4 separate regions of the Homo sapiens genome follow, and all the other regions are linked to region 3. Evidence: chromatin contacts called from ENCODE Hi-C or POLR2A ChIA-PET data. All regions are on one chromosome and are shown on one strand. Each heading gives the region's core, a stretch centred on a gene start or an enhancer-like site at or near the end of the contact. The rest is flanking DNA. Distances are from core to core; before and after follow the strand shown.

Region 1 (3,257 bases), core at 251-2,750, 780 kb before region 3:
CCTCAGGTGATCCTCGGGTGATTCACCCGCCTCGGCCTCCCAAAGTGCTGGGATTACAGGCGTGAGCCACCGCGTCCGGCCGACCCAGGCTGGTCTTAAATCCCAAGGCTCAAGTGATCCTCTGGCCTCAGCCTCCCAAAGTGCTGGGATTACAGTTGTGAGCCATCCCGCCCCGACTCATGTACTGGTTTTGATTCTCACAATGACCTCATTGTACAATTGAGAAAAACGAGGCCGTGAGAAGTTCAGTGATAGATCCAAGGTCATGTAGTTAGTTGTGGAACAGTGATTTGGAAACTTTGCTTTCTGATCCTAATGATTAATGCACATCTTTGGGGGATCCTACAAGGAAGCAGCCAGATTTGGGTTCAGAGAGAGTAAATTTTTTTTGTTGAGGCAGGGAAATAGAAGCCATTAAGTCAGTTTTTAATTGTAAAAAGCGCACGTTGAGGTAAAACTGCAATTAGTCCTGTACGGGTGGTTGGCAGAGCCAAGAGTAACCTATGCCCAAGAGCAGCTACAAGGCAGGACTTGGATAGGTCAGCAGTGCAGGAAGCTTTGCCAACACCTCAAGAACAAGAAGTCTGTCATTCCTTGGGCAGCTCCTATACATGCCAAGCTGGAGCCAAAGAGAGGCAGGGGAGCCCGGAGGGCGTGGCTTGCCTTCCGGAAGTCAGGCCTCGTCAGGAATCACCAGGTGGTTGCTTGCGAGAGAAGCTGGGGGTGAAACCGGAGAAAACAAAGTAGGAAGCAGGTCTGGGCCAATTGCAGCCCACTCTGATGGGGGCCTGCAGGCCACCGGACGCCTGAATATCTGTCCAATCCCTCCTGGAAGGACTGCCATCTCTTTAGTCCCTCTTCCGCAGCATAGGGGTGCTCTCTCTGGGGCTCTCCTTTTCTCTCCTAAGGCCCACAGCCCCACAGTTCCCTATTTAGGTGTCTTAAATTGAGGACACACTTCTAAATTGTCCCTCAGAGTCTCGTCTCCTCCTTTGAGCGAGGCTGGGCGGGCTCCTCCTGCTCCGATTATGAGGAACTTCTTTCCCAAGCTCCCCACCTTCTTTGGGCTTGGACGGCTGCAGAGTTCCAGTTAACTGTGCGCCGCCTTCGTTCCAATTGTACCCCTCGTGCTCCCAGAGGGCAGCTCCATGGAAACCAAAACATCACAAATCCCCGAAGGTATCGCGAGAAGCGCAGATGCGCCTGAGGCCGTGGAGAGGCGGAGCGAGGGCGGGAACGCTGAGCAAGTAGGGCGGAGCCTAAGCTCTTCCGAGGTCCCGGCCGGGAGCCTGTCCCCTCCAGGTGGCGCCCCCGCGTGACTGCGCTTTACATAATCGCGGCCTGGAGCGTCACAGTGGCGTACTCCAGGCCAGACCGAATCAGAGTGGGCGAAAGCTCCGTGTTCCGCCCCTTCCCACTTGATCGACGTCAAAGCCCACCAGTGAGCGGGCGTCTAGAGTCGCCGTGCCCGCCCCAGCCCGCCCGGGTCCGCCCCGACCCGCCTGCGCCCGCCCGCCTGCCGCAGCCAGCAGCCTGCAGCCGCCGCCGGGTTGTGCCTCAGACTGTCAGATAAATCGGCGGGCCGGGCCGGCGGGTCGGTGAGCGCGGCCCGGGCCGGACATGGCGGCGCTCTACGCCTGCACCAAGTGCCACCAGCGCTTCCCCTTCGAGGCGCTGTCTCAGGGGCAGCAGCTGTGCAAGGTGCGCGGGCTGGGGCGGCGGCCGGGAACTGGGGACGCAGGAGGCGCGGCCCGGAGCTCCAGATTCTGTGGGGACGCCCGGCGGGGTCCCCGGAGCAGGGTGTGGCAGGCCCGCCAGGCTGAGGAGCCGCACCCACCCCGCTGGGGGCCGGCGGGGCACGTGCGGGAGCCGGGACCCGGTCCAGGCTCCCGCGGCCGGCGTGTCCGGGTGCTTAGCAACCGTGGGGATTGTTCTCGGACCCCGTGAGGTCGGGGGAGGGACAGCGGGTCCCCTGCTTGCCCTGACTGGTCGCCTTCGGGATCCCTTTGCGCTGCCTCCCCCGCCGCCGCGGTCTCCCTGGTGGGGACCTCCTGCCCCTCCTGGGACTGAACTCCAAAGTTGGGTGCTGCCTTGGAGGAATGTGTCGAACTCGGGCTCCTCACGGGCACTTTTCGACCAGTTTCAGAATCGGAGGTAGCAAGGCTTGATTTTTTTTTTTTTTTTAAGCATCTCACTTTTCGGCCAGTCTCAGAATCGGAGGCAGCAAGGCTTTATGTTTTAAAAAAGCCCCACAGTCAGGCTCACAGATCCGAGGGATCACTTCTCAGCATCCAGTTGGTGGTCTTCGGTCTTCCCTGACTAGCTGCTGATCAGTTTTTGCTCCTGAAGGTCCAACTTCTCTTTTTCTTTTAAGTTGCTTTATCCCACTTTTACTTTTTAAGTGACTAGAGGTGCTGTGAGGCAACAGTTAAAAAGTCACCAAACTGGCTGAAGAATAATGTTGAGGTTATCCAATAATCCAGTTTGTGTCTCTGATTTGGATAACTCATAATTGTCACTTTTGCCTCAGATGGTCATGACTTTCCATTTGCCAGTTTTTATATACCAGGTCTGGGGGAATGCAAGTGCTTGAGTGCCCTTTTTGGCCTCAAAATATGTATATATGATTTTAAGGAAGTTATGTATATATAAATAATAATTTTAATCCAGCACTTTCATTTCACAAGTAAACCGCAAAATCACACAGTGGCAGAAGAACCAGGCCTGGAATTCAGGGCTTCTGATTCCCAGTCTGGGACTTGTTCATATATATGTTTGTTTTACAATTTATGGCTAGTTCCATATAATCCATATAAGTTCTTACTTAACTCCCACATCAACAGTAGGGAAGTGATGCCAGTATTACAGAGGAGAAAAATAAGGCCCAGAAAGTTTAAGTGACTCACTCAAGCATAGTAGCTATGCTAGAAATAGTACCCAGGTCGGCTTCCTACTGAAGGCTGTTTCCATTTGTGACTGCCTTTTAAAATTATATCCTCATTTCATTTCAGGAATGTCGGATTGCACACCCTGTTGTGAAGTGCACCTACTGCAGGACTGAGTACCAGCAGGAGAGGTAGAGTTTTGTTGACCATGAAAGATATTAATAGGCTTTTTTCCTCTTAAAATCTGTAATTGATTGCATTTCATGTACAGATGCTATAATCAGTTGCATTGTAAAATACAGATCTGTAATCAATCACATTATATACAGACTATAATTGCTAAATATTTAGGTCTATGATCCATCTTGAGTT
Region 2 (3,315 bases), core at 380-2,879, 830 kb before region 3:
AGGCATCAGCCACCATACCCAGCTACATTTACTGGTTCCTTATGGATATTACAAATGCTCCGGATGAAGAGATGCATAGGGCAAGGTATGGGAGAAAGGGCATGGAGTTTCCATTCCTCTCCAGAAGCACCACCCACTGGAGACCTCCTTGTATTCGGCTATCTGGAAGCTTGTCAAACCCTGTCCTTTTGTGTTTTTATGGAGGCTTCATTACATAGGCATGACTGATTAAATCACTGCCCATTGGTAATCAGCTTAACCTTCAGCCCCTCTCCCCTCCCCAGAGGAAATGCCAGCCATCAGTCAACTTATTAGACAGTTATCACTCAAAAGATATTTATCACTTTGAAGATTCCAAGGATTTTAGGAGTTGTATGCCAGGAACTGGGGGATGAAAAAATATATTTTACAATATCACAAGGGATAAAGGTCACACAGCAAATTGTGCAACATGGGTACACATTCAAGACAGTCAGAATTCATGAACCTATGCTCTTTCCTTTATACCACAAAACTGGAAAATGCATATGCCCTCAGACTCACCTCTAATATGATCTTTGTCAGATCAATGCTATTTTCTTAAGTTAAAAAGAAAAACAAGAAACTCCTCTCATGTATTGAGTACTTAGCACTTTATGGCACGCAGTCCACTTGTACCTATAACAACACCACGAAGTAGGTACCATTGTTATCAACCACATGTTATAGATAAGGAAACTGAAGCTCAGAGAGGTTAAGTAATATTCCCAAGGCTGCCTAGCCAGGTCATGGCAAAGTCAGGGTTTAAACCCACAATTGGCTAATACCCAAGCCCACATTTTTTTTTTTTTTTTTTTGAGATGGAGTCTTTCTCTGTCGCCCAGGCTGGAGTGCAGTGGCGCAATCTCATCTCACTGCAAGCTCCACCTCCCAGGTTCATGCCATTCTCCTGCCTGCCTCAGCCTCCCGAGTAGCTGAGACTACAGGCGCCCACCACCAAGCCCGGCTAATTTTTTTTGTATTTTTAGTAGAGACAGGGTTTCACTGTGTTAGCCAGGATGGTCTCGATCTCCTGACCTCGTGATCCGTGGGTCTCGGCCTCCCAAAGTGCTGGGATTACAGGCGTGAACCACCACGCCCGGCCACCAAGCCCACATTTTTAACAACCACTCCAGATGGCTTCATCTATCCTTAAAGATGAACTCACTGTCACATTGGATCCTATAATAAAGGGGATTCTAAAATCATCCAGTCCTTTGAGCAGCAAAGGCAACTTAACTTTCCTTTTACAGAGGAAGTAATTAAGGCTCCAAGAGGTGACAGTGTTAAGGCCACAGATCGCTGATATTGCACCTGTAAGCTGGGTCTCATGCCACTTGGGGTTTTGCATCCCATCTCCCTAAAAATCTCCAACCCATCCTCTTAGACAAGTCCCAGCCCAGAGCACTAAAAGGGACCCAGGAGTGCTGCCTCCCAGGAGAAGGGGCCTCCTGGCTCTCAGAACATGAGATTTACAGGCAGACAGGCAGCCTGGCAGAGGGTGGCAGCTTGATGCCCACACTTCATAGCTCCTGAGTTTACCTTGGAGGAGAGAAGAGAAGCAATCTTCAGCCCGGAGCCTGCTGATAGATGGGCACAGCAGCGAGTAAACGGTTCTCCGGCTGAAGGCTGGCTTTTTATCATCACTTGTGGATCCTCCCACGTCTCACCCTAGGCAGCCAATCCCTGTCGGAGTTTCTATTTCTGCACTCTGCAGTTTCATTTTCCCCTCTCTCCCAGCTCCTGCACTCTGCAGAGTTTCATTTTCCCCTCTCTCCCAGCTCCGCCCAGCGGGAACATTTGTGTGCTGCCTGCTGGCAGAAAAATGCACTTCAAGCTGAGGACTTTTGGAGCCGCTAAGGGTATTCAAAGCATGTCACACTATGATGAGAGCCACGGCCATACTGGGCTTAGTGAAGCCTGATCACCAGCTCCCCCTGGGGCACACAGGCCTTTCACCATTCAGTCCAATTAGTAAACAACACCTATCATTTATTGAGCACTTGCTGCATGCCAGGGTCTGTGCAAAGTGCTCTATTTACATGATCTTTTTCCAATCCCACAGTAGTCATGTGACATACCATATGCTGTTTATAAACCCCCAGAACTTTGGAAATTAAGTCACTTTGTTCCATTGTTCTCTCAGGCTGGCTGCTTCTGGGTCATGGGCATATGGTAAGACCAGTGAAGCCTGTGTTCATGTGGCCATCATGATAGATCTTGAGTTTCAAGATGGGTCCCCTGGCCCTAGGTAATGAACTGAGCATTCTTTAAAGCCTTTGGATGGTGATGCTTGAAGTGCTATGGGTCAGAAATGCAACCTCTATTTGGAGAACATAGAAATTCCAGTAAGGATGAATCATTGCCTTCTCCCAAGTGGAAGGGGTCTGAAATAATTGACCTGCCACCAGATGGCTGGCTATTCTCATTGAGAAATTTTGCCATATTGCTACCTGCTGCTGGCAGATTGGCTATATTTTGGCAATTGCCAGATCAGTTTTGGTGAGAGGGAGCCCAAGTTGTTGGACTCATTTCTAACCCCCATCCTTACCACCTTGGACACTCATAGGTCTATTGCAAGGCAATAGTGAGGCTAAGTTTAGAGGCTGGCTGACATCCACAGGATGGGACATCCTGGCCATTGGGCTGTAGAGCCTCCTCTGCAGCAGATGATCTCTGGTCAGCATTAACATGAGACATAGAGATCCAGGTGCTTTATGCCCATTCAGAGTTCATTCTTATGCCCCTAACCCACACCTGCTTATTCCCAATCTTCCAATCTTGTTCCATCCATGCCTTTGACCAACCAGCCAAGCCATTTGCCTCTTATTAGGAATTGGTGTATGTCTGTACTTCAGTCCATCTCTCTCTCTCTCTCTCTGCATACAGAGGGAACAACACGGTATACTGCTCCTAGTTCTGCCCCCTGGGAGGATTCACTATTATTCAGTGCCACCCCCAAATGGGGCTGTAATAGAGTGGTCCGTTTCCAGCTGATACCAAAATATTATACTGACTTATCTGTGAATTGAGTTTGACTCCTTTCCTCCATTATCTGTTGGTTGCTGGGAACACTCCATGAGGCCATATATATGGGTCAAAGAGAAAACCCAGAGAAACAGAGTTGGGCGCCACAGGACTCTGAGCTCCCTGTTTATTTAATTTACTCAAGCCTTTTAGACCCCTTTGCTCAGCCTTGAATATACCATTTCCATCATATATTTTTTGTTTTGTTTTGTTCTTTGTTTTTTGTTGTTTTTGTTTTTGTTTTTGAGACAGTCTTGCACTGTTCCCCAG
Region 3 (3,249 bases), core at 149-2,648:
ATGTATAGGGGGCCAGGTGTGGTGGCTCAGGCCTGTAATCCCAGTACTTTGGGAGGCCAAGGCGGGCATCACTTGAGGTGAGGAGTTCGAGAGCAGCCTGGCCAACATGGTGAAACCCGGTCTCTACTAAAAATACAAAAATTAGCCGGGCATGGTGGCATGCCTATAGTCCCAGCTACTCGGGAGGCTGAGGCAGGAGAACTGGTTGAACCTGGGAGGTGGAGGTTGCAGTGAGCCGAGATCACACCACTTCCTTCCAGCCTGGGCGACAGAGCGAGACTCCGTCTCAAAAAAAAAAAAAAAAAAAAAGTCCAGGTGCGCTGGCTCATGCCTGTAATCTCAGCACTTTGGAGGCCGAGGCGGGTGGATTGCTTGAGGTCAGGAGTTCGAGACCAGCCTGGCCAAGATGGTGAAACCCCGTCTTGCTAAAAATACAAAAATTAGCCAGGCACGGTGGCGGGCGCCTGTAATCCCAGCTACTGGGGAGGCCGAGGCAGGAGAATCGCTTGAACCCGGGAGGCCGGGGTTGCAGTGAGCCGAGACCGCGCCATTCCACTCTAGCCTGGGTGACAGAGCAAAACTCCATCTCGAAAAAAAAAGAAAGAGTATAGGGCAGTGCTTTTAATTACATTCATTCACACTGTTGTGCAATGGAGTTTTTTATTTTTTATTTTTATTTATTTTTATCCGGGCCAGGCCTGGAGTTTTTAAACTTTTATCTGATTCGTCTAGGGGCACTTTCATCTTATTTACCTTCACATTTATCAAATTATTTCTTTCACAGGTGACAGAGCAGATTCAATTCCTTTTGATACTCCGTATTTCTCTATATGTATTTTTTTCATTCTGCATTCTTATTATTCCAACGTTTTACTTATTTATTTGGAGAGAGAGTTTCGCTCTGTCGACCAGGATGGAGTGCATCGGCGCGATCTCGGCTCACTGCAACCACCGCCTCCCAGGTTCAAACGATTCTCATGCTTCAGCCTCCCGAGTAGCTGGGACTGGAGGTGCGCGGCACCATGCCTGGCTTATGTTCTGTATTTTTTGTAGAGACGGGGTTTCGCCATGATGCCCAGGCCGGTCTCGAACTCCTGGCCTCAAGCGATCCGCCCCTCACGGCCTTCAGAGCTGCTGTAATCACAGGCGTGAGCCACCGCGTTCGACTCTTCCAAAAACTTTTTGGCCAGTTTATCTAAGGGCATATCCTACAGACTGAGTCCAGTGATTGCACAGAAGTAAACGTCCTCTGCAGCTACATACCTACAAACCTATTTCTGTAACGTACATTCCCCAGCAAGGTCCCGCGGGAAGGATCCACTACCGCGAGAGGCCTCCCAGCCAGGAAGGGGTGGGGCTCAATCTGCAGTAGATTCCCAGAAGCCTCAGTGAGTTTCTGATTCTCTAACTGCGCATGCTTCTGCGCACGCGCAATAGACATTCCAGGACTTCCGGGCACTTCGTAAGGTTTAAAAAGGATGCTTCGCGTTTTCTCTCTCCTTTTTGGAGACAGATTCGCAGTGGTCGCTTCTTCTCCTTGGTAAGTGTGATCCTTGGTAAGTGTGATCAGATGCTTGCCACCGGAGTTGTGGGTCTAATGCTATAGATCAGTAGCCGAGCTTCCCTAGGAAGATCATATAGTATTTTATTTATTTACTTTTTTTTTTTTTTTGAGACGGAGTCGGTTTGTCACTCAGGCTGGACTGCAGTGCTCGTTGCAACCTCCGCCTGCCGGGTTCAAGCGATTCTCGTGCCTCAGCCTCTCCAGCAGCTGGGATTACAGGCACGTGCCACCACGCCCGGCCAATTTTTGTATTCTTAGTGGAGACGGGGTTTCGCTATGTTGGTCAGGCTGGTTTTGAACTCCTGATTTCCGGTGATCCACCACCCTCGGCCTTCCAAAGTGCTGGGATTACAGGCGTGAGCCACCGCGCCTGGCCGGAAATCATGTAATTTAAAACTATATATGGGTGTCTTAGGCGGCATCGGTCCCAACTCTAAAGTACGCGTTAGACGGGCCTGGGCCAGAAGTGGGCCATGGAGACCTCGGGACCCGCAGGGCTGCCGCCCGACCCAGCGAGCCTCTGAAGGTGCACCGCCACCCCCACTGTTTATCTTACTGCCTCATAGTAGGCACATTGTCGTTCTCAATATAATTGCACACAGTTTTATTCTGGATCCTCATTTGCCTTTAAGAATTTTCTCAATTTTTCTTTTTATTTGATCGCACCACTGCAACCTCCGCCTGCTGGGCTCAAGCAATTCTCCTGCCGCAGCCTCCCGAGTAGCTGGGACTACAGGCGTGTACCACCGCGCCTGGCTTATTTTTGTATTTTTAGTAGAGACGGGATTTCACCATGTTGGCCAGGCTGGTCTCCAACGCCTGACCTTGTGGTCCGCCACGCCAGGCCGAAGATTTTCATAATTTGGAAGCATTGCGTTTCGTAATTATGCTTTCTCGTATTTTTGTGATTTGGGTCATTTTTATTTTTATATTTTTAGGATTACAGGCGTGAGCCATCGTGCCTGGCCGATTTGGGGGTAATTAACAAGTCCACGTGTTTCATTTGAATTTAGGATAGCTGGGCCTAATTGTTGTCTTTGCTTCTGCGGTACCTTCCACATAGTACTAACCGCCTATTGTAAAGTAATTAGAATAGCTGAATATGCATGTTACCAGTCTAGAAACCGATTTTTTTTTAACACCCCACTGTGGACAGGGTGGAAACTCGTTTGCTTTCTTGTTTAAGATCTGTAGTAACATGAATGGATGAAATTGTTTCCTATTGGATTCTGTAAATTTATGCGTTACACTGATTGTCCAACGTGGATACACCCGGGAGGTCACTCTCCCCGGGCTCTGTCCAAGTGGCGTAGGGGAGCATAGGGCTCTGCCCCATGATGTACAAGTCCCTTTCCACAACGTTGGAAATAAAGCTGGGCCTCGTGTCTGCGCCTGCATATTCCTACAGCTTCCCAGAGTCCTGTCGACAATTACTGGGGAGACAAACCATGCAGGAAACAGCCTTCTAGAGCACTGAATCTGGATTGAAGTCTTTTTTTTTTTTTTTTTTTTTGGAGATGGAGTCGCTCTGTTGCCCAGGCTGGAGTGCAGTGGCGCACTCCATTGCCTCTGCCTCCCGGGTTCAAGTGATTATGCTAAGTGATTCTCCTGCCTTGGCCTCCTGAGTAGCTGGGATTACAGGCCCCCGCCACCACGCCAGGCTAATTTTTGTATTTTTAGTAAAG
Region 4 (3,672 bases), core at 1,089-3,588, 630 kb before region 3:
GTGTGTGCAGCACTGCACTCCAGCCTGGGTGACAGAATGAGACCGCCCACCCCTCTCAAAAAAAAAAAAAAAAAAAAAAAAACTAGAAAGAAACACAACAAAATATTAGTAGTTAGTGTAAGTATTTTGGGTGGTGGGTAAAGAATGCCTGCTTTTTATTAATCAAATGTTCTTTAGTTAGAATTTATTCATTGTATTTTAAACTTCTGTTATTATCTTTGATTAAAAGTCTTTTGTTACTTTTATAGTGACAAAAAAACTAAATATGGCATTTTGCACAATACCTATATCATCTTATTCAATCCTCACAATCTGCTGAGATATAATTCTTTCTCCTATTTTATTATTTTTTTATTTTTTTAGAGACAGGTTCTCACTCTGTTGCCTAGGCTGGGGCTGGAGTGCAGTGGCATGATCATAGCTCACTGCAGTCTCGACCTCCCAGGCTCAAGCCACCCTCCTGCCTCAGTCTCCTGAGTAGCTGAGAGTGCAGGTGCATGCCACCATGCCTGGATATTTTATTTATTTACTTATTTATTTATTTATTTTTGAGATGGAGTCTTGCTCTGTTACCCAGGCTGGAGTAAAGTGGCGTGATCTCGGCTCACTGCAACCTCTGCCCCCCCGGGTTCAAGCGATTCTCCTGCCTCAGCCTCCCGAGTAGCTGGGATTACAGGCACGCACCACCACACCCAGCTAATTTTTTTTTTTTTTTGAGACAGAGTTTTGCTCTTGTTACCCAAGCTGGAGTGTAATGATGCAATTTCGGCTCACTGCAAACTCCACATCCCGGGTTCAAGCGATTCTCCTGCCTCAGCCTCCTGAGTAGATAGGATTACAGGCACGTGCCACCACGCCCAGCTACTTTTGTATTTTTAGTAGAGCCGGGGTTTCTCCCTGTTGGTCAGGCTGGTCTCGAACTCCTGACCTCAGGTGATCTGTCCAACTTGGCCTCCCAAAGTACTGGGATTACAGGCGTGAGTCATTGTGCCCAGTAATTTTTTTGTATTTTTAGTAGAGACAGGGTTTTGCCATATTGGCCAGGCTGGTCTTGAACTCCTGACTTCAGGAGATCTGCCCGCCTCACCCTCCCAAAGTGCTAGGATTATAGGCGTGAGCCACCGCGCCTGGCCTTATTTTATTTTATTCTTTTTTTTAAGAGACAGGGTCTTGCTAGTTTGCCCAGGGTGGTCTAGGACTCCTGGTCTCAAGTGATCCTCCTGCCTCAGTCTCCCAAAGTGCTGGGATTACAGGCCACACCCAGCCTCTTCTCCCTGTTTTTTTGTTTTTGTTTTTGTTTTTTGAGACGGAGTTTTGCTCTTGTTGCCCAAGCTGGAGTGCAATGGTACAATCTCGGCTCACTGCAACCTCTGCCTCCCAGGTTCAAGCGATTCTCCTGCCTCAGCCTCCCGAGTAGCTGGGATTAGAGGTGTGTGCCACCACGTCTGGCTAGGTTTTTTTGTATTTTTAGTAGAAACGGGTTTTCACCATGTTAGTCTGGTCTCAAACTCCTGACCTCAGGTGATCCACCCGCCTCGGCCTCCCAAAGTGCTGGGATTATAGGCGTGAGCCATTGCGCCCGGCCCTCTTCTCCCTGTTTTAGAGAGTAAGAAACTGAGGTTCACACAATCAAAGTGATTTGCCTAACGTCATACAACGAGCAAGAGGAGACCTGGGATTTGAACCTATGTTGGTCTGACTCCTGAGGGACAGGGAAATGGAAAAGGCTTATCCCGAGCCTGTGGGGTCAGGATAAGTGGTTGGTCCGGCTTCTAAGCAGATTTCTCTTTAGCCTTAGGAAGAATTTTTAACTAGAATTGGTGAGGCCCGGCGTGGTGGCTCACAGGTGGATCACACCTGTGATCCCAGCACTTTGGGAGGCCGAGGTGGGAGGATCACTTGAGTCCAGGAGTTCGAGGCCAACGTAGACAATAATTATCGAAAGAGTATGGGAGTTCTGGAGAGGTAATGAGATCCCCTTCACCAGGAGGTTTCCGATAGAGGACCATGGAGTGTCCTGGAGGGACATTCGGGAGCCCTGACACTACATCTCCCTCCTCAAACCCAAAGGGCAGAGGCATGTCCCTCCTATGAGACGCAGAACAAGTCGGGCCGCGTCCCCTTTTTCTAACTGGGAGCACTGCTGAGGGGGCGTCTGGGACTTCTTCATCTTCATCATCGCCCCTTCCCCATAGGGTACTGCAGGGGGCGGGGGGCGGGGCTTCGGCGGGGCGGGGCTGCAGGGCTCCCGCGGGCTGGCGGGGCGGCTTCGGCGTGCGGGGCGGGGCATCGGCGGGGCGGGGCTGCAGGGCTCCCGGGGACCGCCCGCCCGCCCCTCAGTCTGAGCCCAGAGAGCCGCGGGGACCATGGAGCCGGTGCCGCTGCAGGACTTCGTGCGCGCCTTGGACCCCGCCTCCCTCCCGCGCGTGCTGCGGGTCTGCTCGGGGGTCTACTTCGAGGGTGAGCGGGGGCTGGAACCCCTCCGAGCACTCCCTTGGTGTGGGGCGGGGGCAGAGACCCGGAGAAGACGTTAGCAATCCGGGGAAACTGCCCCTGGGTTCAAATCCCGACACTGCCACTGGCCAAGCTGTGTGATTTGGGGCCGCACTCAACCTCTTTGGACCTCGGCTTTTGCTTTCGTGGAACGGGGACCGCTGACCTGCCCCGCAGGGTAGTGATGAAAAGTCAGTGGGTTGAGGCGCGGGAGGTGGATGCAGCCGGGCCACTCCTAGGTGGCCCCGCGGTGCGCATGGGACAGAGCTCCGACCGCGCCGGGACGCAGCATTAGGCCGCTGGTGGTCGTGGCTGCGTCTTGATTCTGAAGTGCAGGGTCAGTCTTCCCGTCTGTGTCCTCCCACTCCTCCCCCGGCCCTCCTCTACACTGCCTTCCTTCAGTCCCTGCGTCCACCTTGGCCTTCTGTTTGACCATGGGCAGTACTTGATTTGATCAGCTCTTCAGTTCTCAGCTTAAATGGCGCTTCCTCCCGGAAGCCTTCCTGGCTCTCTGCTCCTTGCACGCCCCCGTACATCTGCCGTCTGCCCGCAGCGGCCTGGTTCACAGGGATGGGCACACAGCAGGCGCACAGTCACTAGTCATTGCCTGAAGGAGCAAGCGGTGAGGGAATAACAGACAGTGGAGGGCAGGGTAAGACAGCACAGTGGATGGGTGGCCAGTGCTGCTCTGTGGGCAGGGAGGACCCGTGGGCCACCGAGTAGGGGAGATGGAGGTGGAGGAGAGAGATGCTGTGTGGGGGTGCGGGTTCCTTCCTTAGAGAGCGAACTGAGGCTTGAAGGCCCTGCCCCATCCTGTTCCCTGGCTGCAGAAAAACGCTCTGTCGCAGCAGCTTCCAGCAGAGTGTTTGAGGTCCCAAGTGGGGTCCTAGACCAAGGAGGTCCCTCATGAAGGGTCCCGCAGGGGGCCACCACCTCGCAGTGGGTCTCTCCAGGTCTGCTTGGGAATCTGGCAGATCTGGGTTCAAATTCTGACTCTACCTCCAGGGGCTTTCTGCAGGAAGGCGCCTGGGATCTGTTTGCTCTTCCCCCAGCCCAGGACCAAGCGTCTTCGTCCTCCCAGCACCCTTTGCCTGCTGGTGTTACAACACCTGTTTCCTCATCCTGCCTGACGCGGGATGGTGGAAATGGTGGAAGTCAGAGTGATGGTGACTAGAGAAG

Evidence for each region. A loop is a pair of places that touch in the nucleus more often than their neighbours do. ChIA-PET counts read pairs that join two places held with the same protein, here RNA polymerase II (POLR2A). Pooled maps may share reads with other maps.
Region 1: a loop to region 3 is called in a pooled map, with 8 times the contacts of the local background. The contact joins the promoter of FAM76A here to the promoter of SNHG3 in region 3. A Hi-C loop is called at or near these places in 9 of 50 pooled maps. POLR2A ChIA-PET finds 5 or more read pairs at or near these places in 7 of 52 experiments (CD4-positive, alpha-beta memory T cell, H1, HEK293T and 4 more).
Region 2: a loop to region 3 is called in a pooled map, with 8 times the contacts of the local background. The contact joins the promoter of IFI6 here to the promoter of SNHG3 in region 3. A Hi-C loop is called at or near these places in 4 of 50 pooled maps. POLR2A ChIA-PET finds 5 or more read pairs at or near these places in 2 of 52 experiments (activated CD4-positive, alpha-beta T cell and activated naive CD4-positive, alpha-beta T cell).
Region 4: a loop to region 3 is called in a pooled map, with 7 times the contacts of the local background. The contact joins the promoter of THEMIS2 here to the promoter of SNHG3 in region 3. A Hi-C loop is called at or near these places in 2 of 37 single-sample maps with no recorded cell type and 7 of 50 pooled maps. POLR2A ChIA-PET finds 5 or more read pairs at or near these places in 3 of 52 experiments (AG04450, activated T-cell and activated naive CD4-positive, alpha-beta T cell).

What each region holds. Positions count from the first base shown.
Region 1 is chr1:27,724,461-27,727,717 of GRCh38, forward strand. It overlaps FAM76A (family with sequence similarity 76 member A), which reads left to right and starts at 1,501. Exons shown (of 9, transcript NM_152660.3): 1 at 1,501-1,701; 2 at 3,012-3,076. The coding sequence starts at 1,621. RefSeq lists silencers at 845-1,487, 1,326-2,025.
Region 2 is chr1:27,670,563-27,673,877 of GRCh38, forward strand. IFI6 (interferon alpha inducible protein 6) reads right to left here and starts at 1,630. Exons shown (of 5, transcript NM_002038.4): 1 at 1,561-1,630. RefSeq lists an enhancer at 1,662-2,001.
Region 3 is chr1:28,504,545-28,507,793 of GRCh38, forward strand. It overlaps SNHG3 (small nucleolar RNA host gene 3), which reads left to right and starts at 1,399. Exons shown (of 4, transcript NR_036473.1): 1 at 1,399-1,540; 2 at 1,676-1,783. RCC1 (regulator of chromosome condensation 1) reads left to right here and starts at 1,499. Exons shown (of 13, transcript NM_001381865.2): 1 at 1,499-1,540. SNORA73A (small nucleolar RNA, H/ACA box 73A) reads left to right here and starts at 2,821; the gene lies at 2,821-3,027. RefSeq lists enhancers at 2,313-2,607, 2,799-3,249.
Region 4 is chr1:27,870,206-27,873,877 of GRCh38, forward strand. It overlaps THEMIS2 (thymocyte selection associated family member 2), which reads left to right and starts at 2,339. Exons shown (of 6, transcript NM_001105556.3): 1 at 2,339-2,460. The coding sequence starts at 2,367. RefSeq lists a silencer at 2,187-2,456.